2 separate regions of the Homo sapiens genome follow, and region 1 is linked to region 2. Evidence: chromatin loops called from intact Hi-C (ENCODE). Cell type or tissue: Calu3. All regions are shown on one strand. Each heading gives the region's core, and the rest is flanking DNA. Links, peaks and the distances in the headings are about the cores only. Region 1 holds the start of LOC101929452 (a long non-coding RNA gene). Region 2 overlaps RSAD2 (radical S-adenosyl methionine domain containing 2).

Region 1 (16,556 bases), core at 5,122-13,121, 190 kb before region 2:
CCTCTCTAGGCCTCCTGGGGTGGGGGTGAAGGAACCAGTCTCAGTACCCAGTTTAAGTGCGCTCAACAAAGAAAAATTATTCCGAAAATCTAATAATGCTCCACAGAGGAGCCTGCCAGGTTTTATCCAGTTCCAAGAAAACAATGAGCATTAACATAAAATACAATTTCCTTGAACAGACACTCTGAATTGCCCACCGTGGGTTCCTATCCATTGTCCACATGCCTGCAGGTGCATAGAAGTTTGTGGAACATTTTACAAGATACTGGCCTCACTCTGCTGCTGCAAGGAGCATCTGCAGGAGCCCATTAGCCTTGGGTGATGCTCCCAGAGCCCATGACACTGTCCTCCCAAGGCTGTCCTCCCAGTCCAAGAAGGATGCCTGCACTCCGTCCTGCTCACTCCTGTCCATTCCTGACCTGACGTGAGACAGAGAACAGAAGGATAAATACAGAGAAGGTTATAAGGACTTCCAGGATCCACACACTATTTGGAATCCATTTCAGAAGTGCAGAACCTGAGATATACATGAAATACTCCTTTCAGCTCAATTAGCTCTACTCTCTCTTTAAAAATGTTTGCTAATGGGGTAGATCCAAAGTATTCACACCACGCAAAAAAGAAAGAAAAGAAAAGGAAGAGAGAGAAAGAGAGAATGAGGGAGGGGAAGGAAGGAAGGAAGGAAGGGGTACCTGTGAGGCTATGGATATGTAAATTAGCTTTTGGTGGTCATTTCACAATATATACAAATATCAAGTTGTACACTTTTAATACATGCAAATGTTATTGGTCAATTATACTTCAATGAAGCTGAAAAAATAAAATGAATTCATATTTAATTGTTGCAAATTTGAAATTTATAGACAGTATGAGAGAAAATACTTCTTATCATCAATGCTATCAGGCAAATACTGTTCCCATTTTATTACATAGATATCCAATATTTTTATATGATGAATATCACATATTTATTACAAAATAAAAAATAAAGGACATATTTTCTTTAAATGTTTCCCCATATCATTACAGTTGTCCATTTTACTTATGAATAATTTTAAAATAAATAAAATTAAAACTGCCCATGTTTTCACCATCTAGACAATGTAACTTTTAATACTTCAGTATATTTTATTCTTTTTCCTTTTTGAGACAGGGTCTCACCCTGTTGCCCATGTTGGAGTGCAGTGGCACAATCTTGGCTCACTGCAGCCTCAACCTCCTGGGCTCAAGCAATCCTCCCACCTCAGCCTCCCAAGTAGCTGGGACCACAGGTGTGTGCCACCACACCTGGATAATTTTTGTACTCTTTTGTAGATACTGAGTTTTACCATGTTGCCCAGGCTGGTCTCAAACTCCTGGGCTCAAGCGATACTCCTGCCTCAGCCTCCCAAAGTGATAACAGGCATGAGCCACCATGCCCAGCCAATATATTTCATTCTTAATATAGTTTGGTTGAAAATAAAACTACATACTATATTTCAAAAATATGCAAGTCAGGATAAAAAAATCAATGTTAGGCATGAACATCATAAGTAAATGGCATGCCTATTCTTGGGGCTGAAACTATGCTTTGAGAGTAGCTTTGCAAACCACAGACACAAAATTTTGCCTTGAAAAATCTCTACCCACAGCTTTTTAAAATCTAAAAGCTGTGAGTGTAGCATCAGTAGGTTGTCAGGACAAAAAGATTTACAATATTTATTAATATACCTGCTGCTTCCTTTGAAAGTAAGCATCTCTAAGCTGAGTATTAATTATAAGGGAAGAGTCTTTCTATTTGGAAGAAAGATCCCAGAAGAGGATCATCTTTCTCACTGGACTGGCCACCATCCCTGTGGACAGAACTCAGGGGTAAGGACAGGAAGAGGGCAGTAGAGTGGGAAGATGGTGGGGAAGCCTCCTGCATCCTCCTCCAGGGTATCCACATGGGTAGGGTGGGGACGAGGATAGCACCTATGGCCTGAGACTGCCCTGAGCATGGACCTGGCAAATAAGCATTTGATAAACACACATCATTGTCATCATTATTTTGTGTTATCACAGAACCAGAAAGGACAAAAGTAACTGGGAAGGGCTGGTGAAGGTTCTCGGGGAGCCCAGGCTGGAGGTGACCTGTGGCCAGCTCCAGGCAGGTGGGGACCCTCCGAAGCAGGTCAGCCCTGAGTAAAACCCCAGCATTTGTCCCCGCAGTACATCGGCCAGCAGTGTGAAGTAATGCTGTCTTTTCTCTTGGGTGGCATCTGCAAAAACTCCCCCCTCTTTGTTAAGGACTGTCCTGAATGCTCCTACTCTCTCCTCGGAAGTTTCCAGCCTCAAAAAGCCATAGAGTCGGGCCTGGAAGCATCTTCCAGCCCTGCTCACGGAAGGTCCACCTTCCTCCTCCTCCAGGGCCTTTGACCCTGCCTGCCTCGCAGACTGGGCCAGGCCAGGCTGACATGGAGTCTGTCCTTGTGAAGCCTGCACCGCACCTTGCCTGGAGCAAAGTCAGCAGACTCCTGTGTGGGACTCAGAGGACTGGGGCCTCATTTATGGTAGGACCACAGGCTATTTAACCCTTCTGAGCCTGCATCTTCTCATTTATAAAATGAGAATAGTGGCCATTGCTACATGACAGAGCAGTTGGGAGCACTAAATAAAATACAGGCTCCCGACACCCAGCCTGGCCTCTGACCCAGGTATGCACTTCCCTCCTTCCTCTTTCACCCTCGGCCCCCAAGAGACCAGCCCAGAGGAGCAGATGCCTGGTCCAAGGGAATGGGGGTCTTCCCTGCATCATCCCCAGGCAGAGCTCAGGGTCCAGCCCAGAGGGAGGCCAAGAGGAAGGAAGCCCCAAGCTCCTTTGTGTCCGCCCCAAGCTCCTTTGTGTCCGCCCCACCTGCCCTTGGGGAAGTGCCCTGCAGACCCTCAGAGACAGAGAGGGCTCCTGCCTCTTTCCAGCATCATCCTAAAACACCCTGCAATATTTCTCTTACCAGGTCAGGGAAAGGGCCACAAGTCTGCGGGCTCGCTTTTCGTCTCTTCATGGTAGCAGTAAAACCAAGAGCACACTTTGACTCTCCAATACCTTGAGTTACACAAGCCCAGGGATGGACAGGAGTGAAATCCCCCCTTATTTGGCGCACCCCTGCCCTCTCATTTCTCCCTCACTTTCATCACCCAGGGGCCTCGGCATACTCCAATGCTCCAGGTGACATTTGCATTCAGATCTTTAGAAAGTTGTAAGTGCCAAGTCTCCTGACTTTCTCGCCAGCATCACTTAGAAGTTGCCGTGCTCTTTCTCTCTCTAGATTAGAAAGTTTTTTGAGGACAACTTTTTAAAAGTCTGGTAGAGGTTTTTAAAAAAATGAGGGATTTACAATTGGATTCAGAAACTGGAAAAACGTCCTGGCTCAAAGGATCCCATTGACCCCCTGGGGGGCAGGAGACAACATTGATCCTCCACCTTCCAGGCAGAACTGTGGGCGACGCAGCCTGGTTCCAGGGGCCTTCGCCTCTGGCCCAGGATCCAGCCTCCAAAGTCCAGGGGCCGTGAGCCCTGCCCTGCTCCGGAGCCCTGCCCCAGGCCTTTCCTCAGAAGCCGCCCAGCCTGCGGGGACTGCGGGGACTGCGGGGCCCTCATCAAGACAGCAGCCCAGCGGCCCCTCTGCATCCTGGGGCTGCAGGGGGCAGGAGCCAGCCCCACGTCAGGAGGTTGCTGAGCCCAAAGGAGAGACACCAGGTCCTCCTCCACGCCCGGAGGGCCCACGAGCAACTAGAAATCCTGGGTAGAGGGCGGCAGGGCTCGGACTCCAGGAGCCAGAGACAGCTGGGGGCGGGGCTCCCTGCAGGGGCACAGGTGTGCCTGGGTTGCCGGCACGGGGCACAGGCCAGCGACGGCCCCTGTCAGAGAGCGGAGGGCTCCAATGCAGCCAGCGCACACTCAGCTGTCAGAAGTCAGCGATCCGGTTAACTTTAACCCATTGCACTTCCTAGTGGTAGCTAAATATACTGAATATCATCTTTACAAAGATTTCGTGTGCACACTGATCTCTTTTTCTACCTTTATGTTCATAGTGAAAAGCGCCTGCAACTGGGCTAACACCGCGCGCACACACACACATGCACACATGCACACACGCGCGCACACACACATGCACACACCTCACTACCACAATCTAAAAACAGAAGCAACTGGCCAGAAACCTCCCGGTTCCTTCCACCTGAGTATGGGCTCCACCGCAGGCCCTTCTCACAGATGTGAGGCTGTTTCTCCAAGGAGGCAGCTCGTAACGCGGCTCCTGCCACAGCTCTCTGGAGGGTGCGTGCCAGCAATCCCTGGCCCTGCCAGAGGCCCTCACCTCCTGCCTCTGTTCCTCCATAGCAGGAAAGCAAGGAGGGCCGCAGATGGGCAGCTCTGACCGGCACCTCGGCTCCAGCGGGAGCCGCTGTGGGGAGCAGAGGCTTGAGCTGGATGCTCCCCGACTCTGTTCCTCCTGCTGTCAATTTCATCCCTGGAGAGGGCGCCTCGGGGTTTCGGCTACAGGAAAAAGACAGGAGCAAGTAGAACTGGGCGTTTGGATATTTCTGAGCCTATCTTGAGGGCAAGAACCCTGGGTGTGCCCGATTAAAAACTAATGCTAATCTACATCAATAGAAGGTTAATACTTTGAAACATTACTTGGGCAGCTTTTTACCCCAAACTTTAAAATGGGGCACCTACGTATACCAGATCCCGGTAAAACAAGCAATTTCCAAGTCTGTGCCAGTGGGAAGTGCCACATGTTCTGCCTGCAAAGGATATTCCAAAGCCAATTGATCCATGAGAGGGTCTGATGAATCACACAGAAAGAAAAACGCATAACTTCATTAACCCATCATTTTCCAAATATATCTGACCATAAGTTTTCTCCTATGTCCCCGTCTCATTTTATCTGGTGGAAGCCAAGGGCAATCTCTGCAGAATGCCTAGTATCCCATCATCAGATACTGCTGCCCCCGGAACTCAGTTTAAGACAGTTGGTTCCCAGGAAAAGGCCACACTGCCCCATGCTAGGACCAAGGCGGTCATCCTCCAGCTCCTTCCTCCATCACACTGCCCCTCGTTCCTCTAAAAAGTGCATTAGGCTTCAGTCAAACTAACCAACTTGAAGTGTTCATGAATATTTTTAAACTTCTAAGTCTGCTAATATCTTTCTAACTGGCTTGTCCTCTTCAAATGCCACACGCCTGAATCGTATCCACGCTTCCTAGGCTTAGTTCCTACCTCCTTTCAGTGTAACCCACCCAAACCTCCAGCCGTGGTACTCACTGCTTCCTTCTCTGTTACAGGCTCTCCTTGGGAGCCCGTAGCATCCTTGCTAGGCTCTGTCCTCCTTCCAAGAAACATGTGTGGCCTATTCGGAGAATCCCTGTAAGATACTATATAAGATGACTATCTGAAAGACACATAGTCATTAGATTACCTAGGATCAAATCAAAAGAAAAACATCTTAAAGGCAGCTAAAGGGAAGGGGCAGGTCACTTACAAAGGGAACCTTATCAGGTTAACAGCAGAACTTTTGGCAGAAACCTTGCAAACCAGAAGAGACTGGGGGCCAATTTTTAGCATCTTTAAAGAAAATAAATTTCAACCGAGAATTTCATATCTTGCAAAACTAAGTTTTATAAGAAAAGTGAAAATAAAATAATTTTCAAACAAGCAAATACTAAGGGAATTCATTACCACTAAACCTGCCTTACAAGAGGTCCTAAAAGTAGTTCTAAACATGGAAATGAAAGAATGATACCTGCCACCACAAAAACACACTTAAGTACATATCCTATTGACACTATAAAGCAACTATACAACTAATTGTACACAACAACCAGCTAACAACACAATTACAAGATCAATTCCTCACTTATCAATATTGACCTTGAATGTAAATAAATGGGCTAAACATCCCACTTAAAAGGCACAGAGTGGCAAGTTGAACCAAGAAGCAAGACTCAATTGTCTACTGTCTTCAAGAGACCCATTACATGAGTAACAACACCCATAGGCTCAAATTAAAGGGATGGAGAAATATCTATCAGGCAAATGCAAAACAATGATCGGGGGTGCTCTTCTCATATCAGACAAAACAGATTTTTAAACCAACACTGATCAAATAGGGCAAAGAAGGACATTATATAATGTTGTTCAATTCAACATGAAGACCTACCTATCCTAAATATATGCACACCAAACATTGGAGCACCCAGATTCATAAAACGAAGTATTAGAAATCTATAAAGAGATTTAGATAACCACATAATAGTAGTGGGAAACTTTAACACCCCACCGATGGTGTTAGACAGTTCATTGAGGCAGAAATCTAGCAAAGACGTTCTCATCTTAAACTCAACATTTGACCAATCAGACCTAGTAGACATCTAGAGAATGCTCCACCAAAGTATAATAGAATATGCATTCTTCTCATCTGCACATGGCATATACTTTAAGATTAACCACATATGGAGCCATAAAGCAAGTCATGACAAATTCAGAAAAATTAATATCATACCAACCACACTCTCAGACAGACCATAGTACAAGATAAATAGAAATCAATACAAAGGTGATCTCTCAAAGCCAAACAATTACATGGAAGTTACACAACCTACTCTAGAATGGCTTTTGGATAAAGAATAAAATTAAGACCGAAACAAAAAATTATTTGAAACTAATGAAAACAAAGACACAACATATCAGATTCTTTGGGAAATAGATAAAGCAGTGTCAAGAGGAAAGTTTATTGCACTAAATGCCTATATCTAAAAAAATGCCTATATCTAAAAGTTAGAAAGATCTCTAACAACCTAACATTACACCTAGAGGAAATATAAAAACAAGAGCAAACCAACCCCAAGTCTAGCAGCAAAAAATAAATAACCGAAATCAGAGCTAATCTGAAATAAATTGAGATGCAAACATTAACACAAAAGATCCATGAAACCAAAGTTTGTTTTTTGAATGAATAAACAAGAGTAACAGACCACTAGCTAGATTAACAAAGAAAAAATTGATAAAATCAAAATAAATGCAATCAGAAATTACAAAAGTGACATTAGAACCAACCCCACAGAAATACAAAAAACCTTCAGAGACTTTTATGAACACTTCTATGCACACAAACTAGAAAAACTAGAAGAAATGGATAAATTCCTGGAAACACACAGCTTACTAGGATTGAACCAGGAAGAAACTGAAATCCTGATACCAATAACAGGTTTCAAAATTGAATTAGTAATAAAAAGGCTACCAACTAAAAGAAAGCCCAGGACTACAAGCATTCACAGCCAAATTTTAACAGATATACAAAGAAAAGTTAGTACCAATTCTACTGAAATTATTCCAAAAACACTGAGGAGAAGGGACTTCTCCTTAACTTATTCTACAAAGCCAGTATCATTCTGACACAAAAACCTAGCAGAGATACAACAATAACAAAAAAAAAATCTTCAGGCCAATATCCCTGATGAATATAGACACAAAAATCCTCAACAAAATACTAGCAATCTGAAGCTAGCAGCACATCTAAAAGTTAATTCATAACAATGAAGTAGGCTTCATTACTGGGATTCAAGATTGGTTCAACATATGCAAATCAATAAATATGATTCAACACATAAACAGAATTTTTTTAAAAAATCATAATCTTAAGAGAGGTAGAAAAGGCTTTCAATAAAATTCAACATCCTTTCATAATAAAAAAAAACTGTCAAAAAATTAGACATTGAGGGAACATACCTTAAAATAATAAGAGCCATATATGACAAACCCACAGGCAACTTCTACTGAATTAGCAAAAGCTGGAAGCATTCCCCTGGAGAACTGGAACAAGACTAGGATTCCCACTCTCACCATTCCTATTCAACTAGTACTGGATGTCCTAGCCAGAACAATCAGGCAAGAGGAAGGAATAAAAGGCATCCAAATAGGAAGAGAGGAGGCAAAATTATCATTCTTCACAAATGATGGTTCTATACCTAGAAAACCCCACAGGCTCTGGCAAAAGGCTCCTAAAACTGATAAAACACTTCAGTAAATTTTCAGGATACAAAATCAATGCAGAAAAATTAATAATATTTCTATACACTAATAATATCCGAGCTAAGAGCCAAATCAAGAATGCAACCCCATTTACAATAGCCAAAGAATAGCCAAGAATGAAACACCTAGGAATACAGCTAATCAAGATAGCTGTAATGAGAATTAAAATACACTGCTGAAAGAAATCAGAAAGGTAGCTACAATGAGAATTAAAATACACTGCTAAAAGAAATCAGAGATGACACAAATAAATGGAAAAATATTTCATGTTAATGGATATGAAGAATTAATATTAATATGGCCATACTGCCCAAAGCAAGTTACAGATTCAATGTTACCAAATTACCAATGTCATTTTTCATAGAATTAGAAAAAAACTATCCTAAAATTCCTATGCAACAACAACAAAAAAGCCCAAGTTGCCAAAACAATCCTAAGCAAAAAGAGAAAAGCCAGAGGCACCTCACTACCTGACTTAAGACTATACTACAAGGCTATGGTAACCAAAAGAGTATGATGCTGGTTAAAAAAAAAAAAAAAGGAAAAACAAACAGACACATAGACCAACAAAACAGGATAGAGAACCTAGAAATAAAGCTGCATACCTGCAACCACTTGATCTTCGACAAAGTCGACAATAACAAGCAATGGGGAAAAGACTTCCAATTCAGTAAATGGTGTTAGGATAACTGGCTAGTAGTTATTGCAGAAGATTGAAACTGGATCCCTATCTTTCACCATATACAAAAGTCAACTCAAGATTAAATAAGTATTTAAATAGAAGACCTAAAATTATAAAAATGCTAGAAGAGAAACTAGGAAATACCATTATTGGCATTGACCTTGGAAAGTCTGATAACTGTGTGTCTTAGGGATGGTTGTCTTGTATCTTGCAGGGGTTCTCTGCATTTCTTGAGTTTGCATGTTGATCTCTCCACCAAGACTGGGGAATTTTTCATGGCCTATAGCCTCAAATATGTTTTTCAAGTTGCTTACTATCTTTTCTTCTCTCTCAGAAATGCCAGTGAGTCATAGGTTTGGTCTCTTTAAATAATCCCATATTTCTCAGAAGTTCTGTTTATTTTTTTTAATTTTTTTTTTATTTTTGTCTGGGTTGACTTGAAAGACTGGACTTTGAGCTCTGAAATTCTTTCTTCAGTTTGCTCTATTATGTTGTTAAGACTTCCAATTTTATTTTGAAATTTCTGTAGTGATTTTTTCAATTCCAGAAGTTCAGCTTGGTTCTTTCTTAAAATGGCTATGTCATCTTTCAACTCTTGGATTACTTTACTGGGGTCCTTGGATTGGTTTTAACTTTCTCTTGAATCTCATTGAGCTTCCTTGTCATCCAGATTCTAAATTCTATGTCTGTCATTTTGGACATCTAAGTCTGGTTAGGATCCATTGCTGGGGAGCTAGTTCGATCCTTTGGAAGTAAGGAGACACTCTGACTTACTGAATTGCAAGGGTTCCTGCACTGGTTCCTCCTCAACTGAGAGGGCTGGTGTTTCTTTATCCTTTTGAAGTTGCTGTCATTTGGAAGGGTGTGTTGTTTTTATAGACAGTGCTGTATATTACGTATAGTCACTTGGTTTCATTTCTGGGTGCTTTCAGAGGACCAAGGCTCTGTATGGGTTCCTTAGTTGAGGCTAGTTTCCTGCATTGGTTTTCACCAGCAATGCGTGCTGGAGGAATTTATTTTTGTTTCGTGGTGTAATTCAGGCTGCGACACACTAGATGGCACTAGGCTCTTAGCACCTGTTTTGTATTTCAGTGCTTTCACAGCAGTGCTCTGAGGAGCGGGAAATGGAGGAGGTGGTGAGAGATGAACTCCCCTTACCAAGTTCATTCACAAGCCTTGGAGGAGGCCCCTCTAATCACTGGCACTGCACCCACATTTCCTTAGCCCCAGCGCAGGCCCTTGCGGGTTGCACTGTCCACTCCCTTAGGTGTTGCCCAAGCCAATAGTTAGGTGACCAGGAGACCCACAACTCCCAGGGACCTGCTGGTCCTCTGTGCTCGGTGGAGTCAGAGTGGGTTGTGGGGAATGTCTATGGGTGCAGGCACCAACTTTTTCTTTTTCATAGTCCCCTTTGAACAATGACATCTACCTTTTATGAATAAAGTTTTATTGGAACGCAGACCCTCCTATTTGTTTATATATTGTCCATGACTCTTCCCTCTACAGAAGAGCTGCATATTTGCAACAGAAACTATATGGTCTGTAAAGCCTAAAATATTTACTGTCTAGCCCTTTACAGAAAAAGTCTGCCCAACTCTATTCTAGAGCATCATACCTTCCTTAACAACTCTCAGCAGATTTATATTAGTCAGCTCAGGATACCATAACAAAATACTGCAAACTGGGTTTCTTAAACAGCATGAATTTATTTTCTCACAGTTCTGACGGCTGAAAGTCCAAGATCAGGGTGCCAACAGCATGGACATCTGGTAAGGCACCTTTTCACTGTGTCCTCTTATGGCCATGACTCTGTGGATGTGCATGGAGAGACACCTCCTTGGTGTCTCCTCCTCTTCTTTCAGAGACATCGACCTATCCGATTAGGACCCCACCCTATGACCTCACTTCACCTTACTTACCTCTTTAGGTTAATATCTCCAAATACAATCACATTGAAAAATGCAACTTCATCATATGAATTGGGCAGGAGGGGTGGACACAATTCTGTCTGTAACTAGAGTTTGCCACTTTGATATTTATTGTACCAATTTGCACAACAAATTTGAGAGTAGCCTTATTTCAGAAGATTGACAGATCTTTGAAGACTATAACTAAATATCTCATCCACTTCAAATAAATACACATATGTGAATAAAATATAATTTCGGCATATAAAATTTAAGTTTTTAGTTGTCACTTTAAAGCCACAGCATAAACAAGTCTGAAGCCAAGATTCCCTCATGCCCTCATTCTATCAATCTCCATTACACTAAGTAGTAACTGTTCTCATTTCTATCACCATAGACTAATTTTATCTGTTCTATAACTTTATGTGAATCAAGCTTGTCCAACCAGTGGCCCGTAGGCCTCATGTGGCCCAGGATGGCTTTAAATGTGGCCCAACACAAATTCACAAACTTTCTTAAAACATGATGAGATTTTTAAATGATTTTTTTAGCTCATCAGCTATTGTTAGTGTTAGAGTATTTTATGTGTGGCCCAAGACAATTCTTCTTCCAATCCGGCCCAAGGAAGCCAAAAGACTGGACACCCCGATCTAAATGAAATCATGCAATACATACACTCTATTGCCTAGCTTTTTACAAACAAAAATACTTTTGAAATTTATCCATCTTGTTGTATATAGCAATGATTCATCCTTTTTTTGGAAAATATATTTCAATTTTTATATTGAATTTTTGTAATCATTGTCATTTTGACAAATATTTGGATTGTCAAAAAACTCTGAGACAGCTCTTGGCTGTTGGGAATAAAATTATTATGAATAGTCTTATTCAGTCTTTTTGTAAAAATATGTTTGTATGCATCTTGAGTAAATACCTAGGAGTGAAAATCTTAGGTCCTAAGATAGGTTTATGTGTAACTTTATGAGAAAACGGAACAACTTTCCAAGTAGGCTGTGTCATTTTACATTCCTAATACCAAGGTATGTAAGTTCAAGTTATTCCATATCCTCAGAAACATTATTCCATATCCTCAAAAACAGCCTGAGAAACAACCTCAGAAACAGCACTAAAGTGACATTTAGTGCTGTCAGGGTTTTTAAGGTTAATCTTTCTAGTGAACGTTTAATAATATTCCATTGTGGTTTTAATTTGCATTTTCTGGATGATTCATAACACAAACATATTTTCTTATATTTATTGGCTAATCATATATTTCCTTTCGTGATGTGGCTATAGAAAGAAGTCTTGTATCCACTTTTTAAATTGGGTTCGTTTCATTTCATTATTGACTCCCAGGAGTTCTTTATATATTTCAGATCAAAGCCTTTTGTCAGATACTATATGGCGAATGTTTTTTCCCACTCTATGGCTTGCTTTTTAATTTTCTTAATGGCATCCTGTCTTGGGTTTTAGGTTTCGTTATGACAAATCCAATTTATCAATCTTGTTCTCTTATGGCTGTTTTTGTGTCTTCTCAAAAATGAGTCCCTATTTACCTCAAGGTTACAAATATATTCTTCTATGTTTTCTTCTAGTAGCTTTTAAGTTAAATCTATGCTCTATCACGAACTAACTCTATTAGGATGTGAAGTAGTATCTAGGTTCAGATTTTCCCGTGTACTTACCCAGTTACAGATCTATTTGTTGAGAACACTTTTCTGGGCTCTTTTGTTGAAAGCTTATTTATCCTACATATATGGGCCTACTTCGGGCCTCTGTATTCTGCTCTTTTGATCTATTTGTGCAAGGATTGAATTTTTTTTCTATAAAGGGCCAATGTGAGTAATCATGTTAGGTCTTGCAGTCCATAATGATCTGTGATTCAAATATTTAACTATGTTCTTATAGTGGGAAAGCAGTCATAGAAAACAGATAAACAAATGAGCATGGCTGTGTTCCAGTAAAACTTTCTTCGTGGACACAAATTTAACTTTCACATAATTTTTGAGTGCCATAAAATACGATTATTATTTTGGTTTTGTCAAACTTTTAAAAATATAAAACATATTCTTATCTCTGTAGAATATCAGGCAGTATGATACCAAGTAACGGCTTTATTTTGCCCACAGCAGTATTTTGCCAATCCTTGTTTTCAACATCCTTATTCCAAAACCATAATGTCTTCATTACTTTAGTTGTATAGGTGATCTTGAAACCAGTAGCGCAAGTCCTTCAACTTTGCTTTTTTCAAGATGGTTTTAGCTAGTCTATTACTTTTAATAGCAAAAACTGCAATTACTTTTGCATCAACCTAATAGATTATTTGCATTTTCATATAAACTTCAGAATCAACTTCTCAATGTCTACAAAAATGTCTGATGGGACTTTGGGAGTTCATTTAATCTACAGGACAATTTGGAGAGAAGTGATGTCGTAACACCATTGAGTCCTTCAATTCATGAACACTGCATTTGTCCTATTTATTTACTTAGCAATGGATTGAGATTTTCAAAGTAAAAATCTTACCCATATTTAGTTAAATATATTCCTAAGTATCTTGCATTTTTGATGAAATTAAAATGGACTCTTTAAAACTAATTTTTCAAATATTTGTTGCTAGTCCTCAATAAATTTTTTATATATTGACTTGTATTCTACACATAGTTAAATTCATTTAGTACTTAATAGTTTTGTGTGGATCTATTAGAATTTTCGAATTTTCTATATAAGTAAACATGTCATCCACAAAAATGCCAGATTTACATTCACCTATCCAAGTCTTCATGTCTTTTATTTCTCTTTTCTGCCAATTATCCTAATTTGGATTTCCAGTACTATGGAGGATAGAAATAGAAAGAGTGGATAATCTTGTCTTGTTCTCAATGTTACAGAAAAAGCAGTCAGTAGCTCATTGTTATTTTTTATAGACATCCCTTAACAAACTGCCATGGTTTTCTTCTATTCATGGTTTAGTGAAAGTTCTTACACAAAACGAAGTTAACTTTTGTCAAAGATTTTCTTCAATACCTACTGAGATGATTATATGGTTTTTATTTTTTATTCTGTTACTATGGTGAATTATATTTCTTGTATATTTCTGGATTTGAATTACTAAATTTAATAAAATTTTTTGCATCTGTATTTATACAATATTACTTTATTGTAATTTTCCAAGTTTGGGTATCAGGGTTATGGTAGTCATAAAATAAAGTGAGTAGTTGTCACTTCATTTACTTTGAGTGACTTTGTTAGATTTTTTAAAAAACATTCTTTAAATATTTGATGAAGTTTACCAGTGAAACCATCTGGGCCTAGAGATTTTGTTTTGTTTTGTTTGTTATGGAAGATTTGAAGTATAAATTCAGTTTCTTTAGGAAATATGGAGCTCTTAGAGTTTTCTATTCTTTGTCATGTATGATTACTTGTGTTTTTCAAGGAATTTTGCTATTTAATCTAGGTTATCAAATGCACTCATAATTCTTCTCACTTTTTAATGTCTAGGATATTTGTAGGAACATTACAAAATCTGTGTCATTCTTGATATTGGAAAGGCCAAATCTTTTTAATATTTCAAATATGTAAAGATCCCTCTGCTTTGTAGAGATAAACTGGAATGGCATTCAAGGCTTTCTGCTCATCCTGGTGCCCATCACATGCTACCTCCTTTAAAGTCACGTTCCCTGAACCACATCTATTCAGGAAGGGATGGATGGTGCTTCTTTGACTTTCCACAGCTTCTAAGAGATCTGACAGTTCCTACCATGTTATATTAGTAGTAGTAGTTCATACCTTTCTTTTATATTGAATGAAAACTTTCTTGCTAACTGTAACTTCAGAACCTGCTCTGGCTATAAAGCCTTAATTAGTAAGAAAGGGAGGCAGGTAGGCAGACAGGCAGGCAGGCAGGAAGTCAAAGGTGTTCGAGGGTAACTGTAATAGTTCACATTGCCCTCTATATAAGACAAACTTGCAGGGCTTTTTCAGCTTAAAAGCAATGCTGGGAAAAACACAGTAGTTCCAGAACAATGCTCAATTAAGGGTGGTTTTCATAGTGATAGGAATGGATTGTTAATAAAACATTTAAATTTTTTTGCTTAATATTTTATAACATCGGAATCACACGTATGATCAAGCCATCGGGATGTGCAAGCATTTTGGGGCAAGGAACTTTGTTTTCTTTGCCTACATTTAGGTGGATATGAGGAGAATGGACCTGCTTCCATGAATGGAATGCCTTTGTGACTTGCAAAGGCCTCCTTAGTCCCACGGGTTGACAACCATGTTTAAGCAGTGGGGTGGTAGCCCTTCCACCTGTGTTGGTAATAGTGGAATTATCTTACCTGTCATCATCTGAATTTATTCTTAGAGGTGAGACAGAAAAGAATCCACCCTGGTAGACAGTTCAACATCATACAGAGCCCCAGGGACCAGAGTTAATTTATCCTAGGCTGCTTACCAAAAACATAGAGCAGGGGAAAGTCCTAGAACCAGTGTCATCACTATTCTGGAGATAAGAGTTCAAGACAAAAAAGGAGAGATTTGTTGTAAAGTATAAGAAGAGCATGAACAGAGATCTAGACATGAAAGTAAAAATTAAGTAAAGAGCCCACTGATAACACTCTAGATCCCCCAAAGAAATCAGGGAATGTTATGGTGAGATTCTTTCAGCACCCAGGGAGGGGAGGAGAGTAGGGAAGAGGCAAATACAGAGATACACTCCATATTCTCCACCTACTCTCAGCCCTGGCCTGAGTTGGCTTCTTCCCTCCTGCAGGTATCAAGTCCTGAGACTTCAGATTTTGGAGTGAGACAAATCCAGCCACCTCTTCCTAACAATGTCATCTTGTGCAATTTTTCTTACAGTTTCTGACACGGTTTCTCATCTCTCATTTTCAAGATGAAGCCCACTGCTCAGAGTTGAAGAAAGGATCTGAAATATCAAAGAGAAATTGCTTCGCACAATAGGTGCCACCTAGAAGGTCTTCAGTAGAGAGTTGCTCCTAGTTTTTACTACAATGGGCCGTTCTAGTATTTGCTGGAGAGTACAGAGAGCAGGTGGGGGTGCCCGCCGTCCTGTTACAGCAGAGCACTTTTAGCCCTTTCACAGGAGAGTCATTGGGAAACAGGACTGCAAGAGCGAGAAAATTCCAAGTATGTGTCATCGCTCTGTTGCCTCGTGCAGCTGTTTCCGTAGGGATACAATGGTGTTGTGTTGTTAAGGAAACTTGCTGTCAAGCAGCAACGCAAATAAAGCATTTAGTTTTATTAAGTCATATTACAATAATTATGGAAAATAATGGGCCCCAGATGTAATTTATTCAGTGGGGAAGGACAACCCCCTAGCTGTCCAATGGCTCCTGGAGCCAGAGAGATGGCACCCAGCATGCTGCAGTCTAGCCTCTCCCACTGACCACCTGAGCCTGCTGAAGCTGGCTTATATAAGGCTTTGGAAAGAGAAAGGGCTTTGGTGACTCTCTGGAAATCAGGAAAAACTGTTCCAAGATGTGTGTTAGAGAAGGTCAGGATCTCGTGTTTAATAAGCAGTTTTAGGCCTGACTTCTCTAAGGACAGTGTGTATGGGCCTGTTTTCCCCCAGTACATAGGGTCAGAGTCCTGCCAGCAATAGCCAAAACATGGTAGAATCAGTCAAGAGATCTAACAAAAGTGCTCTTGGAGGAAGAACTTCAGAGAAAGAAGCAAATTTTATGCTGAGAAATCATGATTCCACACTCTGGAGTGAGAACTCTAGATAGTTTACTCTGTGGTCACTTACTCGTATTTCTACATAGATGGAAGGTCTCGGCCCTGGAGTTCTGGTCTACCTTTCTGCTCCTTTTTCTCCAAGGAACAGGTGGGGGTTCCTCATAAGTGCCAGGTCATTTCCCAATTAATTTACAAAGTACATTTGTTGGAA
Region 2 (16,556 bases), core at 3,168-11,167:
TAAATGTTCCTGCCTGCTGGCTCTGAAGAGAGCAGCGGATCTCCCAGCACAGCACTCAAGCTCTGCTAAGGGACAGATTGCCTCCTCAATTGGGTCCCTGACCCCCGTGCCTCCTGACTGGGAGATACCTCCCAGCAGGGGTCAACAGACACCTCATACAGGAGAGTTCCAGCTGGCATCTGGCAGGCGACCCTCTGGAACAAAGCTTCCAGAGGAAGAAGCAGGCAGCAATATTTGCTGTTCTGCAGCCTCTGCTGGTGCTAATCAGGGAAACAAGGTCGGGAGTGGACCTCCGGCAAACTCCAGCAGACCTGCAGAAGAGGGGTCTGACTGTTAGATGGAAAACTAACAAATAGAAATCAGTAACATCAACATCCACAGAAAGGATGCCCATGCAAAAACCCCATCCAAAGGTCACCAACATCAAAGATGAAAGGTAGATAAATCCACAAAGATGAGGAAAAACCAGCACAAAAATGCTGAAAATTCCAAAAACCACAATGCCTCTTCTCCTCCAAAGGATCACAACTCCCCACCAGCAAGGAAACAAAACTGGATGCAGAATGAGTTTGACAGACTGACAGAGGTAGACTTCAGAAGGTGGGTAACAACAAACTCCTCCAAGCTAAAGGAGCATGTCCTAACCCAATGCAAGGAAGCTAAGAACCTTGATAAAAGGTTACAGGAACTGCTAACTAGAATAACCAGTTTAGAGAAGAACATAAATGACCTGATAGAGCTGAAAAACACAGCACAAGAACTTCATGAAGCATACACAAGTATCAATAGCCGAATCGATCAAGTGGAAGAAATGATATCAAAGATTGAAGATCAACTTAATGAAATAAAGCGTGAAGACAAGATTAGAGAAAAAAGAATGCAAAGGAACAAACAAAGCCTCCAAGAAATATGGGATTATGTGAAAAGACCAAATCTACGTTTAATTGGTGTACCTGAAAGAGACGAGGATAATGGAACCAAGTTGGAAAACACTTCAGGATATCATCCAGGAGAACTTCCCCAACCTAGCAAGACAGGCCAACATTCAAATTAGGAAATACAGAGAACACCACAAAGATACTCCTCAAGAACAATCCCAAGACACATAATTGTCAAATTTACCAAGGTTGAAATGAAGGAAAAATATTAAGGGCAGCCAGAGAGAAAGGCTAGGTTACCCACAAAGGGAAGCCCATCAGACTAACAGCAGATCTCTCTACAGAAACTGTGCAAGCCAGAAGAGAGTGAGGGCCAATATTGAACACTTAAAAAAAAAAGAATTTTCAACACAGAATTTCATATCCAGCCAAAGGAAGCTTCATTAACAAAGGAGAAATAAAATCCTTTACAGACAAATAAATGTTGAGGGATTCTGTCACTACCAGGCCTGGGTTACAAGAGCTCCTGAAGGAAGCCCTAAATATTGAAAGGAAAAACTGGTACCAGGCACTGCAAAAACATACCAAATTGTAAAGACCAACAACACTATGAAGAAACTGCATCAATTAACGGGCAAAATAACCAACTAGCATCATAATGACAGGATCAAATTTACACATAACAATATTAACCTTAAATGTAAATGGGCTAAATGACCCAATTAAAAGGCACAGACTGGCAGATTGCATGAAGAGTCAAGACCCATCGGTGTGCTGTATTCAGGAGACCCATCTCATGTGTAAAGACACACATAGGCTCAAAATAAAGGGATGGAGGAATATTTACCAATCAAATGGAAAGAAAAAAAAAAGCAGGGGTTGCAATCCTAGTCTCTGATAAAACAGAATTTAAACCAACAAAGATCAAAAAAGACAAAGAAGGGCATTACGTAATGGTAAAGGGACCGATGCAACAAGAGGAGCTAACTATCCTAAATATACATGCACCCAATACAGAAGCAACCTGATTCATAAAGCAAGTTTTTAGAGACCTACAAAGAGACTTAGACTCTCACACAATAATAGTGGGAGACTTTAACACCCTGCTGTCCACATTAGACAGATCAATGAGACAGAAAATTAACAAGGATATTCAGGACTTGAACTCAGCTCTGGACTGAGCAGACCTAATAGACATCTACAAAACTCTCCACCCCAAATCAACAGAATATACATTCTTCTCAGCACCACATCACACTTATTCTAATGACCACATAATTGGAAGCAAAACACTCCTTACCACATGCAAAACAACAGAAATCATAACAAACAATCTCTCAGACCACAGTGCAATCAAATTAGAACTCAGGATTAAGAAACTCACTCAAAACCGCACAACTACATGAAAACTGAACAACCTGCTCCTGAATTACTACTGGGTAAGTAACGAAATGAAGGTAGAAATAAATAAGTTCTTTGAAACCAGTGAAAACAGAGACACAACATACCAGAATCTCTGGGACACAGCTAAAGCAGTGTTTAGAGGGAAATTTATAGCACTAAATGCCCCCAGGAGAAAGTGAGAAGGATCTAAAATCGACACCCTAACATCACAATTAAAAAAACTGGAGAAGCAAGAGTAAATAAATTCAAAAGCTAGCAGAAGACAAGAAATAACTATGATCAGAGCAGAACTGAAGGAGATAAAAACATGAAAAGCACTTCAAAAAAATCAATGAATCCAGGAGCTAGTTTTTTTGAAAAGATCAACAAAATAGATAGACTGCTAGCCAGACTAACAAAGAAGAAAAGAGAGAAGAATCAAATAGGCACAATAAAAAATGATAAAGGGGATAGCACCACTGATCCCACAGAAATACAAACTGCCATTAGAGAATACTATAAACACCTCTATGCAAATAAACTAGAAAATCTAGAAGAAATGGATAAATTCCTGGACACATACACCCTCCCAAGACTAAACCAGGAAGAAGTCGAATCCCAGAATAGACCAATAACAAGTTCTGAAATTGAGGCAGTAATTAATAGCCTACCAACCAAAAAAAAAGCCCAGGACCAGATGGATGCATAGCCGAATTCTACTAGAGGTACAAAGAGGAGCTGGTATCATTCTTTCTGAAATGATTACAAACAATAGAAAAAGATGGACTCCTCCCTAACTCATTTATGAGGCCAGCATCATCCTGATACCAAAACCTGGCAGAGACACAACAAAAAAAGAAAATTTCAGGCCAATATCCCTGATGAACATTGATATGAAAATCCTCAATAAAATACTGGCAAATCGAATCCAGCAGCACATCAAAGAGCTGATCTACTGTGATCAAGTCGGCTTCATCCCTGAAATGCAAGACTGGTTCAACATACGCAAATCAATAAATGTAATCCATCACATAAATAGAACCAATGACAAAAACCACATGATTATCTCAATAGATGCAGAAAAGGTCTTTGATAAAATTCAACACCCCTTCATACTAAAAACTCTCAGTAAACTAGGTATTGATGGAACGTATCTCAAAATAATCAGAGTTAATTATGACAAACCTACAGCCAATATCATACTGAATGGCCAAAAGCTGGAAGCATTCCCTTTGAAAACTGGCACAAGACAATGATGCCCTTTCTCACCACTCCTATTCAGCATAGTATTGGAAGTTCTGGCCAGGGCAATCAGGCAAGAGAAAGAAATAAAGGGTATTGAAATAGGAAGAGAGGAAGTCAAATTGTCTCTGTTGGCAGATGACAGGATCGTATATTTAGAAAACCCCATCGTCTCAGCCCAAAATCTTTTTAAGCTGATAAGCAACTTTGGCAAAGTCTCAGGATACAAAATCAATGTGCAAAAATCACAAGTATTCCTCTACACCAGTAGACAAATAGAGAGCCAAATTATGAGTGAACTCCCATTCACAATTGCTACAAAGAGAATAAAATATCTAGGAATACAACTTACAAGGGATGTGAAAGACCTCTTCAAGGAGAACTACAAACCACTGCTCAAGGAAACAAGAGAGACACAAACAAATGGAAAAACATTCCACGCTCATGGATAGGAAGAATCGATATAGTGAAAATGGCCATACTGCCCAAAGTAATTCGTGGATTCAATGCTATATCCATCAAGCTACCATCGACTTTCTTCACAGAATTGGGAAAAACTACTTTAAATTTTATTTGGAACCAAAAAAGAGCCCATAGAGCCAAGACAATCCTAAGCAAAAAGAACAAAGCTGGAGGCATCACGCGACCTGACTTCAAACTAGAGTACAAGGCTACAGTAACCAAAACAGTATGGTACTGGTACCAAAACAGATATATAGACCAATGGAACAGAACAGAGGCCTCAGAAATCATGCCACACATCTACAACCATCTGATCTTTGAGAAACCTGACAAAAATAAGCAATGGGGAAAGGATTTCCTATTTAATAAATTGTGTTGGGAAAACTGGCTAGCCATATGCAGAAAACTGAAATTGGACCCCTTCCTTACACCTTATACAAAAATTTATTCAAGATGGATTAAAGACTTAAACGTAAGACATAAAATCATAAAAACCCTAGAACAAAACCTAGGCAATACCACTCAGGACATAGGCATGGGCAAAGACTTCATGACTAAAACACCAAAAGCAATGGCAACAAAAGCCAAAATTGACAAATGGGATCTAACTAAACTAAAGAGCTTCTGCACAGCAAAAGAAACTTTCATCAGAGTGAACAAGCAACCTATGGAATGGGAGAAAATTTTTGCAATTTAGCCACCTGACAAAGGGCTAATACCCAGAATCTACAAGGAACTTAAACAAATTTACAAGAAAAAAACAAACAAACCCATCCAAAAGTGGGCAAAGGATATAAACAGACACTTCTCAGAAGAAGACATTTATGTGGCCAACAAACATATGAAAAAAAGGTCAACAACACTGGTCATTAGAGAAATCAAATCAAATCAAAACCACAATGAGAAATACCATCTCACGCCTGTTAGAATGGTAATCATTAAAAAGTCAGGACATGACAGATGTTGGAGAGGATGTGGAGAAACAGGAATGCTTTTATATTGTTGGTGGGATTGTAAATTAGTTCAACCATTGTGGAAGACATTGTGGTGATTCCTCAAGGATCTAGAACCAGAAATACCATTTGACTCAGCAATCCCATTACTGGGTATATACCCAAAGGATTATAAATCATTCTACTATAAACACACATGCACACGTATGTTTATTGCAGTGCTGTTCACAAATAGCAAAGACTTGGAACCAACCCAAATGCCCATGAATGATAGACTGGATAAAAACAATGTGGCACATATACACCATGGAATACTATCCAGCCATAAAAAAGGATGCGTTCATGTCCTTTTCAGGGACATGGATGAAGCTGGAAACCATCATTCTCAGCAAACTGACACGAGAATAGAAAACCAAACAATGCATGTTCTCACTCATAAGTGGGAGTTGAACAATGAGAACACATGGACACAGGGAGGGGAACATCACACACTGGGGCCTGTTGGGGGGTGGGGGGTTAGGGGAGGGATAGCATTAGGAGAAATATCTAATATAGATGACGGGTTGATGGGTGCAGCAAACCACCATGGCACGTGTATACCTATGTAACAAACCTGCACGTTCTGCGCATGTATCCCAGAACTTAAAGTATAATACACATACACATACACACACATATATATATGCTATAGAAATTACTTTGACATATACAATGGTTTGCTACTTTCATTATTCTCCACTATTCATTGTGTAGAGTGTATATATTCATAATTGATAAATTCAAATGTGCATAAATTTAAAATTTTTATGTAACTAGACTTATTTTCTATCTCCAGGCTCCAGTTCTAGTTAACGTAAGAAACAATATTGTCACTTCTAGACAAACATGGTCAAATAAAATTTTGGATTAAAAAAAGAAAGAATTAAATGCAACATAAAATATCTTCCCTTAACACATAAGATACCTCCGTGAAATTGTTCCTTGCTTTCCCAATTAAATGTGTTTTACAAAACTAACACTCACATTTAAAACTGAAAACATAAAGCAAAACACTATATAGGCTGAATTTGAATTTACTCTAATGTTAGAAGTCCTTATTTCTCCCCTTTAAGAGAAATTAACATTTGAATATTTTAAACATTAAGGCCTTGCAAATCCTGACAGTGCATTAGGTGGTGGTGGTGGGGGTGGGGGTGGTGTGGGCGTGGCCTGTGAATAATGGTGGATAAAACAGCTGAAAATGTATTTAACATAGCTTATAGTTTTATTTCACTTTACATTACATTCCTCTTTGGGGAAAGAAAAATACAGTTTCCCTCAGCTAGAAAAAAATTCATTCCAACTCAGAAGATTCAAACTTCAAATTCAGATTTGGTTTCAAATAACACTGATTGAATACCTGCTGTATATCAAACAGTGTCCTTGGGCTTTCACATATGTGACCTTTCTTAGTTGAACTCTCTTGCTTTTTTTTTTTTTTTTTTTTGAGACGGAGTCTTGCTCTGTCATCCAGGCTGGAGTGCAGTGGCGCTATCTTGGCTCTGTAACCTCTGCCTTCAGGGTTCAAGCAATCCTCCTGCCTCAGCCTCTTGAGTAGCTGGAATTACAAGTGTACGCCACCATGCCTGGCTAATTTTTGTATTTTTAGTGGAGACGGGGTTTCACCATGTTGGCCAGGCTGTTCTCGAACTCCTGACCTCGTGATCCACCCACATTGTCCTCCCAAGTGCTGGGATTACAGGCGTGAGCCACTGTGCCATGAGGATTAGTAAAGTGCACTCATGTTAAGTAAAAAATTTGTTTTATGTTTATGCTGATTATATGAAGGTCATCATAGCTTAGACACAATCAAAACCCATGGGGAACATCTTTAGAATTCATTTTTCTCTTTTCTTACAAAAAAAGTAAATAGGTAAAATGGAAAATAGAAGACAACCTATCCTATCCTGGATGAGACACACACATATTTAAATTGAATTATAGACTTAAAATTTAAGTAGGAATATTTTTTTTCCTGAGAAACAAAGTCACAAAAACCAAAACTTTCAGAATCACCAAGTCTTGAAAATAGATTATGAAGCAGACTTTTTGGATGGTGCTTAATGACATCAGGCGACATTTAAATGCCACCTAGTGAGGAACACTGAAATTGCAGCTAAATTAAAATGACCTTTTATTTGCCTGGACAACAAAAATTTTCCATGATTTTGCTTTTTTGAAACAATGATAAGAAATTTTTTTTTAGGCAATAAGATACTAAGTTGTATCAACAAACTGCATGGGATATTTCCACAAGGAGAGGATTTTGTTCCCTGATCTAGTTTACGTGACATTTTCCCTTATGCTTGCTTTCTCTGAGCTGACTCTTCTTAAACTGACCTAGATGGTACCCTATTTCAACTGACTCAGAGTTCATTCAAAAATATGATATGGTGACTTGGCTTCACTGACATGAAATCCAGGCACTCTCTCTACTCTTGCTCACATTCTTCCTTGCCCAAGGTTCCAGCGTGATTTTAGGATATCTTATGCCAACCCAGTGTGCCGTCACTTCTCAGAGATGTAGGGCCAACCAGCTACTCAACTACACTCCTATTCTTTTGCTTGACAGCCTCATGTGGCCAGATGATAGGCGAACAAAGCAATGCAAGCACTGCCTCCATGTCAACTCCATCATCAAATGGAAAGCGTATCTTTGTTTTGCTCAGGATCTTTGAAGAGAAAGGGACACAACAGGTACCACACACATAGGTAGCCAGCATTCATGGAACAGCCACCGTGGGCTGGGCTGCACCACACCGTCTTTCCATGTGTTATCTCTTTCTAGAGACTTCTTGAAAATTGGTAGGATTATCATATCATATGTTCTTGGAAACATCTGTTGACTATTTCTGTACATCACAGTAAAAAGTACAAGACTGCAATGGCATAAAGGCAAAAAAAAAAAAGCATTATAACCAGCAGAAATAATTGAGGCAGATACTTTGTAATGTCTCAGATGTGAAAACTGGTTATCTGGATATTTGGCAAAAAATACTGACTCTGTCAAATGAACAAACCTGGAACAAGAAATAGTTTCAAAATGGAAATATAGAAATCGCAGTAAACATTGTTTTAAAAAATCAAATCCAAATTAAATTTTGCCCCCACAGATATCACTAGAGCTTATTTCTTACAAACGCATCATTGAGCTAAATGTCAGGTCCTGTGTATAGGGGCCTTATCTAAGCATTTTTGGGGTCATTATTCCTGTGTGTATTCCTTCTTTTTAGCTAAAACAAACTCAAAAACAGAAGTGCTGTTTCAATAACAACAAGGTTATAAGCCAATGAAGTAAAGTTAATGGTTTTCCATTGTCTCAGGATTTGCTATCCAAGTTATTCGTGTGTTCAGTGACCACAGGTAATCAGATGCCACGTGCAGCAGAAAATCAGGTTTTCAGCCACTGGGAAATACCAACGGGATAGTATTGCAGACAATGGCAGTTACTCTAGGAGTTTTCCCACTGGTGTGTTGAAGTCTCGTTCCACTTTCCGCTCTACCAATCCAGCTTCAGATCAGCCTTACTCCATATGTATTTTCCTCCTCGCTTCAGAAACATCTTTTCATCAAATCCACTGAATTTTATAGCTTCTTCTACACCAACATCCAGGATGGACTTGGAAGGGTCCTTCCGTCCCTTTCTACAGTTCAGAAAGCGCATCTAGAAAATTCATAACAGAAACTGGTATATTTCCATGTGATGAATCCTGTAAAACTCAATCTAGACTATTAATCCCAAATAGCTTTTGATATTCCAGTCATGTCGACAGGTATCTTTTGAAATCTGTGGCTGATATTGAACCCCTTGGACCCCATCTCTCTACTCAACCAGCTCATGGTCTGGTGGAAGAGGCTGGGCTAAGTACAGTAGACACCTAAGCGCACAATAAACAGAATGATATGCGCCCCGCATGGGCAGATGTAGTTCCACTGGGGGAAGGGGTAATCAGGAGAGGCTTGCCCCAAATGCTAACATCTGAATTATGTGTTGAGATTTTAAATTGGAGGGAATGGTATCATAAAAGCACAGAAGTGTGATATAGCATGATGTACTGGGGAAATGGAGGTAGACGGTGTTTCTGGAATAGTAATGATGTGCATGCATCCGTGCATGCATGCATATATGTAAATATTAATAAAGGCTTGTTTTGAGAAACGGAGAGAGGATGAAAAGAAAGGTGCTGCTGAGGCAGGCAGGTGCCAGATCAAGAGGAGTCTTCCATGGCAGGTGCCAGATCAAGAAGAGTCTTCCATGACCTGCGAAGGCTCTTTGTTTTAATCTTATTCCATCCATTTTCATTTGTTTTAGTCTGTCCTATTCTACTCTGTAGGCAGAAACGATTTCTTCACACTCCTTACGACCTACACTGAGTGTTTCATAGGAGCTCAAGTAATACTTATTGAAGCAAAATGTTATTCAATTGGTAAAAGCAAATTTTGGTTCAACGATGTGTTTTCCAAATATGTGGAGACCAGTGAGTTTGTTGAGGGATGCTGGTCAAAATCACTAGACAATCATAATAATTTCCACTCCAAAAATAAATTGTTTGAATTTTCCTCTCTACCTTGGACCCAGAAACTAAATGTTTTCCTTATCACCTTTTCCCTTATGCTCTATTAAGAAAGCTTATATTGTTAAGAAATGAAATGGGTATAAACAATGATTGGTTAACTTGAAAATAACAAAATACCAGCTGGACATGGGGGCCCACACCTGGAATCCCAGCATCTGGGGAGGCCCAAGTGTTAGAGGCCAGCATGGGCAACATGGCAAAATCCAATCTCTACAAAAAATACATAAAAATCTAGCTGGGTGTGGTAGTGCACATCTGTAGTACCAGCTACCTGGGAGGCTGAGGCAGAAGGATCACCTGAGCCCAGGTGGCTGAGGCTGCAGTGAGCCAAGATTGTGCCATTGCCCTCTAGCCTGGGTGACAGGAAAACCTATCTCAGAAAAAAAAAGAAAAGAAAGAAAGAAAAGCAAACATCAAAAGTGACAGTAAGTATTTCTCCAAAAAACAAATCCAATTTAAATATGGAATTCAAGGTTGTTGGAGCTCATTTCTTTAAAATATGTCTTCAAATGGAATTATTTGTCCTTTGCTAGGAAGAGTGGCAATGGTTATAGATCTAGAAAAAAAAAGACAGAGGAAAGGGGAAAGTGATTTGTTTTTCAGTTTTGAGAAGGGTAGGTTTCCCTCTTCCTTTGGAAGGCAGTGGGGGTAGGAATAATATCAGTGGTGTTTGGAGCAGAAACATAAGCCTCTCCTTAGGAAAGCCAAGGTTTATCAATCAGAAGACAAGCTGGCTGTGCCTGGTTTGTCCAAGATAATGAGAAGAGTGATATGGCCTTCCTTCAAAGTAGGCTGGATGCCCTATCTCAGGAGAGCCTCCAGCCCAGGACTACATAACAGATGACTCTGTTGTGTGTGATAACGGGTTCAATGTGACATCCACGGATGCATAGTTACATGGCAGACAATATCATATGGTGCTCAGTGCAAATCAGTGCTGGGACCTGGGTTGAAGCTTATTCTGTTCCAGTGTTTAGCTCCACATTTGACCCTGTGAAGTGAGGGCTCTGGCATAATCATAATCACTGACTATCAAACTGTGAAGTGCTAATTAAGAAGGACAAATAGGTACTAGATAGTTATGCTCATGGAACTCAACTCTGCCATTACTGCTAATTAATTAATTAAGTTTTAATTTTATAACTCATTGGAAATACTCACATATTCATCCAGAATAAGGTAGGAGTCTTTCATCTGCAAAGGAGAAGTTAATACAAATTTAGTTTCAGGTGCATTTCTCAGTATGTGAGCTCAATTGTCCACCTGTAGTGTTTGCATTGTATTGTTTTGGATCCAGCATTTCTCATTTCCCTTGAGTTGCCTTTGGCATGGCCCTCACAAGACAAGGCTCTGTTTGTGTGCATTCGGTTTTCAACAGATCACAGCAGGCCTGGATTCTCTGCTCTTTGCTGAAAAGGTCACACATCAGAACCTTCATCCTGAAGGCTTCCCTGACATTGAACCCCAAGGCAATTTCCCCAACCCTTCACACTTTGGGAGAGCCCTTTTCTTCTTTACATGATATTTCTGATGACTGTGTCCACCATGTATCTAATTTCTCCCTTTTCAATGTATAAAGCAGAACTCTCTTGAATGCTATTTTTTTGGAGCTAAAGGGTCGATTTACCTGAGGATTTTATTATTACCCTAACATTACTTACAAACAGTTATGACTTCTATAGGTATATAGAAGCTGTACCTGCACTGTTGATGGGAAGGTATTCCTTCTATACCTATTCTTGTAGATAGGGGTCTGTAAAATGTTTTCTGTAAAGGGCCAGATAGCAAATATTTTCTGCTTAGCAGGCCACACAGTCTGTCACAACTAATCAACTGTGCTTTGCAGCCCAAAATCCACCACAGATGATACATAAGAAAAATAGCTTGGCTGAGCTCCACTGAAACTTAATTTATGGACCCAGAAAACCAGCTTTTATATAATGTTCACAGGGCACAAATACGATTCTTGTTTTGATGTTTTCCCTCATCAAGTCTTAACTTGCATCCTGTACTACAACAGGTGGCAGGCCAGACCCATCCCTGGGGCCAGCATTTGCCAACTCCTAGGAAGGGATGGGAGCAGACCTGCTATTGAATGTCTAGTGGGGTACCAGTAGCATCAGCATCATCTGGGAACTAGTTCAAGGTGCAGAGTGGTGGGCCAACCTCAGACCCACTGAGTAGAGGTCTGCCCTTTCACAAGATCCCAGGTGATTTGATGAAGTTTGAAACAAACTGGCTAAAAGGTTTGTGGGCTTTGGGGTCATCAAAATTCAGATTTTGCCCCTGATACAAGTCAGGTAAATGAGTACCTACCACTCGGCCTCTTGATGTATACAATGGGGATGATACAACCTGGCTCATGAAGCATTAGTGAAAATGGCAATGAGTCAAAGGGTTAACAGTCCCTCTTACAAAGGAGGTACTCAACCAAATTTTCTTTGATGTCATATTAACTATTAAGATGGAGTTTTAAAAAATTAAATAAAATAGTGCATAGAGGAAAACCTCCTCTACCCCCTTTCTCTTCTTTTTGATGGTCATCCTGTCCTTCATTCTGAGATTTTCTTGTTCATGTTCACTTCAACATTACCTTTTAAACTTGAACCATTTACCTAGAGCCTCAGAAGTCTAAAGCATAAGGAATGAATGTCTGCTCTTTGAGTTCCTAGCATTACTTAAACATATGGGGTAGAGATTTTCCTGTATATGTATTTTTGGATGGCAGATGGAGAAGCTGTTTTTAAAATAATAAAACTAATACTTAAGTTACAAAATTTTAAAGTTCAAAAAGTTATAAAGGTGAATAAAACTACTTATAATTCCACTACTCCAAGATAACCAAAGGAATATGTAGAGATACTTTTTTTTACACATCAGGATTAAACTTCAAATTAATTTTGCATACTGTTTTTTATCTGTACCTACTATTATATTATCAGAATTTCTCCTTGTCACTTAAAAATTTTTGGAATATGCTTGTTAGTCAGTGTAACATTTCATTCTGTGAACCTACAGACTTACTCATTCTCTGTATGCTGAATGACAGGCTATCTTTATTTTTTTTTGGTATTATTCTTTTTGTTTGTTTGTTTGTTTGAGACAGAGTCTCGCTCTGTCGCCCAGGCTGGACTGCAGTGAGCGATCTCCGCTCATTGCAAGCTCCGCCTCCCGGGTTCACACCATTCTCCTGCCTCAGCCTCTCGAGTAGCTGGGACTACAGGCGCCCGCAACCACGCCCGGCTAATTTTTTGTATTTTCAGTAGAGATGGGGTTTCACTGTGTTAGCCAGGATGGTCTCGATTTCCTGACCTCGTGATCCGCCCATCTCAGCCCCCCAAAGTGCTGGGATTACAGGCGTGAGCCACCGCGCCCGGCCGGTATTATTCTTAATACTGCAGTAACATATCTTTACATAAGTACTTCTCTAGTTCTGTGAATATTTCTCTTGTTTTAAGGTAGAATTTCTAAATTCAAATATGGGCTATTTTAAAGGTTATAAAGTTAGCAATTCGTTTTCTAGGAAAGTTGCAATAATTTATACTCTTGCTAACAATATGAACTTGCCTCTCTTACTGCAACTTTATGCTTCATATTTTATTTTGTATTTCCTTGAATATAGACAATATCAAATACTCTTAAAATGTTTATTCACCATTTGTTTTTTTTCTGTAAATTATCTATTTATGCCCATTGGATGTTTTGCTTTTTTTGGTGTTCATAGATTCTTATTGATTTAAATAACTTTATATATAATACTTTATTTTATACAATTCAGTATATCATGTTAACATATTTCACTTTTAATTTTATGATATGTGTGACATATTTTTAATTTTATGGATTCAATTATACTATCATAATTTTTTTAAAGTTTGTATCTTTCATTAATAAGGAGGTTCCTTATTAATGGATTTTTTTTCCTGTAGCTTCTGAGAACACATTTTTAGATACCCGGCTTCTAGTTATACCTGAAGCTCCACAGTGTAGACATGTTTTGGCCAACCTTGTTTTATCGGTGTATGAAATTTGTGCTAATAGGATGGATCCAATTGTCATTACATTAGAAAACTAAATGGGAAACATTTCTTCTACATTCTGTGCAACATAACAAAATTATACATAGAGATTATTCAACTAAATAAAGTGATAATGTTGATATCAACAGAGTGGCGTTCGTTAGTTCTTTCTATGTTTAGGGGTTATGTCATGCATGTATGACACATAGGGACATTATACTTATATGAATCATATAGCAAGAATATCTACATGAATCTATATACAGTTGTATCATCTGCAAAGTACCACTCTATCCATCGTGGATAGAGAAACTGAAGCTCTCTAAAGACCCTGCAGCTGGGAGGTGGCAGAGTCAATGGCAGCCCTCAGCCCTATCTGCCCTGACATGGCATTCCTCCCATTTCTCACCACCGAACCCTCTAAAATAACAATGTGTGGGGTCCTTGGCTGAGAGACTTCCCTTTTGGGAATCAATCTGAATGTATGATGACAAAGAAAACAACTTTTGCTTTATACAACCTTCTGGTTAGATTCAGGCACCAAGCAGGACACTTCTTTGTGGCGCTCCAAGAATCTTTCAAATTCTTCATCACCAATAACAAATCTTTCTGCTTCTCTTAGAGCATCTTCTCCACAATTCTCACCCTCAATTAAGAGGCACTGGAACACCTGAAAGGCAATGGTAGTGTTTGCTTTGCAGAGAGCTTTCCATCGTGTTTTCCCCCAAACCTCACTCCCCCTTTTCAAGCTTCATCTCTTCTGAGCAAAGAGACTCTACGAGCTGAGGAACATTCTAGAAAGATATTACTTTGGGGAAATGAAAGCTAGCCCTGAAATTTAGGAATATGGTGTCAGAAGCACAAACATTATTAAAATATAAACTTTCAAAAACTTGTCTAGATTATGTTTGATTGAGTCATAAATTTTCAGACAACAAAATAATAGGTACTTATTGAAAAAATATAAACTATAAAAGAGCATAAAAATAAATCATGTGTAATCCCATAACCCAGAAAAACACATTTTAAAAACATTGTTTTCTCTGCTGATTTTTAATATATTCTTATGAAGGCCTCTAGCATATGTCTGTTTTTCATGTAAGACCTAAGAACAGTTTTTCAAAATCATTAATATTCTCTTTCAACAGTCTTTTAAGTAAACAAATGTGTGTGTAAGAGTGTGGACAGTGTATTATTCTATACATACTACCATCATTTGAAAATAAAAGTCAGTCCTAGAAAAGGCAAGAAGTGAAGAGACTTGCCCAAGGTGACAAAGGGTGACAGCCAACCCAACACAGAGGCAGGACAAACCCAGATCTAAAGGGTTTCCATGGAAAGGATGATTCTACACAGAATTTCACTAATATCATCGTCTGAACCACTCAGATGCCACTATAGTCAGATGAGAAGAAATTGTCAACACTTCATGTTGCCTTTTTTGCTCACTCTTTATTTTTCCTCTTCTTTTTTGCTTCTCGGTCTTTTGATATCTGCCTCCACTGGCCCCTGGTCATAGGATAATTTTGCTATTTGCTTTCATGGTGTCTTCCTTAATAGACTGTGAGCATCTTGGGAGGGGTTGTCACCCATCCTCATGCCCCATCCAGGCTCAGGGTAAGGAGAGGCCTGGCAGGGAGGGAGTGCCCTTCCATGTAGGTTTGAATCATGAGCAGACTTGACTATCAAAGAAGACATACAGCACAGGCATTTTTTTCCAGGGACTTTGACTCCAGAATCAGCCAGCTAGACTGGAAGGGCTTCTGCAGGAGAAAAGCAAGCCGTAGGAGCTGGAAGGGGAACAATATTGAGGGTGTGGGATTGGGCATGGGGGAGTAGAAGGAGCCCTCTCCTCCCATGCTGCTGGAGCAAGCCTACAGGTCACAACAAAGCCTCCCAGTGAGTAATCACGCATGCTCATTGCTGTTGTCCCGGGGACACGGCTGGTGACACCTTCCAGCCCACAGCCTCACAGTGGAGGAGGCAGCCTCAGGAAACTAGGTTCTGAGTGCAATGTAAGATTGGACTAAGAACAGGCACCTGTTCCAGAAGCATCAATTTACATCAATTGGAAGCCTGCATACATCAATAATCTGGTTTTCCAAACAGGCAGAAACTAGCCTTCCACCAAAAGAGTCAGGATCTTGATGGCAAATCTACAGTGAATCAGATGAATGGAAGCCAGTGTGGGAGTCAAAATATCTGAGAGAAAGGCCATGAGATAGGAGAAAACCAAGCTGTGGGGAAAAAATATTTACACATCTGAAAAAAGGACACCAAAAGAGAACAATGAGGAAGACAGTAACAGGAAACATAGGGAAGACGAGAGAGGTGGGTACAGGAGAGGGGCAGGCAGGAAAGTCAACATGTCTAAGGCAGCTTAGCCCTCCAGCTGGAGCCTCTGCCTTCCTGGTGGATCATGTCCCTGTTTTTCCTATCAGACCTCTCTCTTTAGCTTTTCTCCAGTTCCTTCTAGACCTGGGAATGTGGCTGATAATTCATATCCTTATATATGTAACCAAAAGTTCAAGTTCAACATACCTATTAGCAATTTTTGAAAGTAGCATCTCCAGCTTCCCCTAACCCATTTCCACATATTACAGGACAGCTTCAGGAAAATGATAGAATATCCCTTTCCCTCTTCCCTAACTCTATTTGGAATGCTGACATGGGATTTAAAAAAACAGCCAAGGCAGCTTTGAAGGAAAAGCTGTTTTTTGTGCAGGCAAAGCCCTCTAGTCTGGATGTGCCTTTCTTCTTCAGGTCTTTGCCACCTACGAAAATTCTTTCCATTTTTCAGAGCATAGCCAAATGCTTCCTCCTATATGAAGCCTTCCACTTAAGCTCAGCCTGTTTTGCCATTTCACGATATGGTAGCACACATAGCTTTCTATCATGTGACTTTTCCCACATCTCTTTTTGTGTGTTTGTGCTAGCACTGAGCTCTGCATCTTATCTTTCATTGCACCTGGACTGCTTGTTAGAAATACACGTTTGTGCAAG

Evidence for each region. A loop is a pair of places that touch in the nucleus more often than their neighbours do. Peaks named below come from ENCODE experiments on the same cell type or tissue, not always from the same donor. Only the 100,000 strongest peaks of a DNase experiment are listed, where the experiment ranks them.
Region 1: a loop joins it to region 2, with 11 times the contacts of the local background. A loop is called at or near these places in 17 of 110 quality-filtered maps.

What each region holds. Positions count from the first base shown.
Region 1 is chr2:7,077,308-7,093,863 of GRCh38, reverse strand. It overlaps LOC101929452 (a long non-coding RNA gene), which reads left to right and starts at 15,984. Exons shown (of 3, transcript NR_110252.1): 1 at 15,984-16,160. In Calu3, for the core only: a CTCF peak has its summit at 9,773 (motif pointing right); a DNase peak (open chromatin) is centred at 9,793.
Region 2 is chr2:6,887,843-6,904,398 of GRCh38, reverse strand. RSAD2 (radical S-adenosyl methionine domain containing 2) reads right to left here. Exons shown (of 6, transcript NM_080657.5): 4 at 14,074-14,223; 5 at 10,696-10,728; 6 at 6,160-8,621. The coding sequence ends at 8,457. Among named protein-coding and RNA genes, the nearest start is that of RSAD2, 18 kb to the right of the region's middle. In Calu3, for the core only: CTCF peaks have their summits at 6,854 and 7,055; no DNase peak of the experiment used is centred there.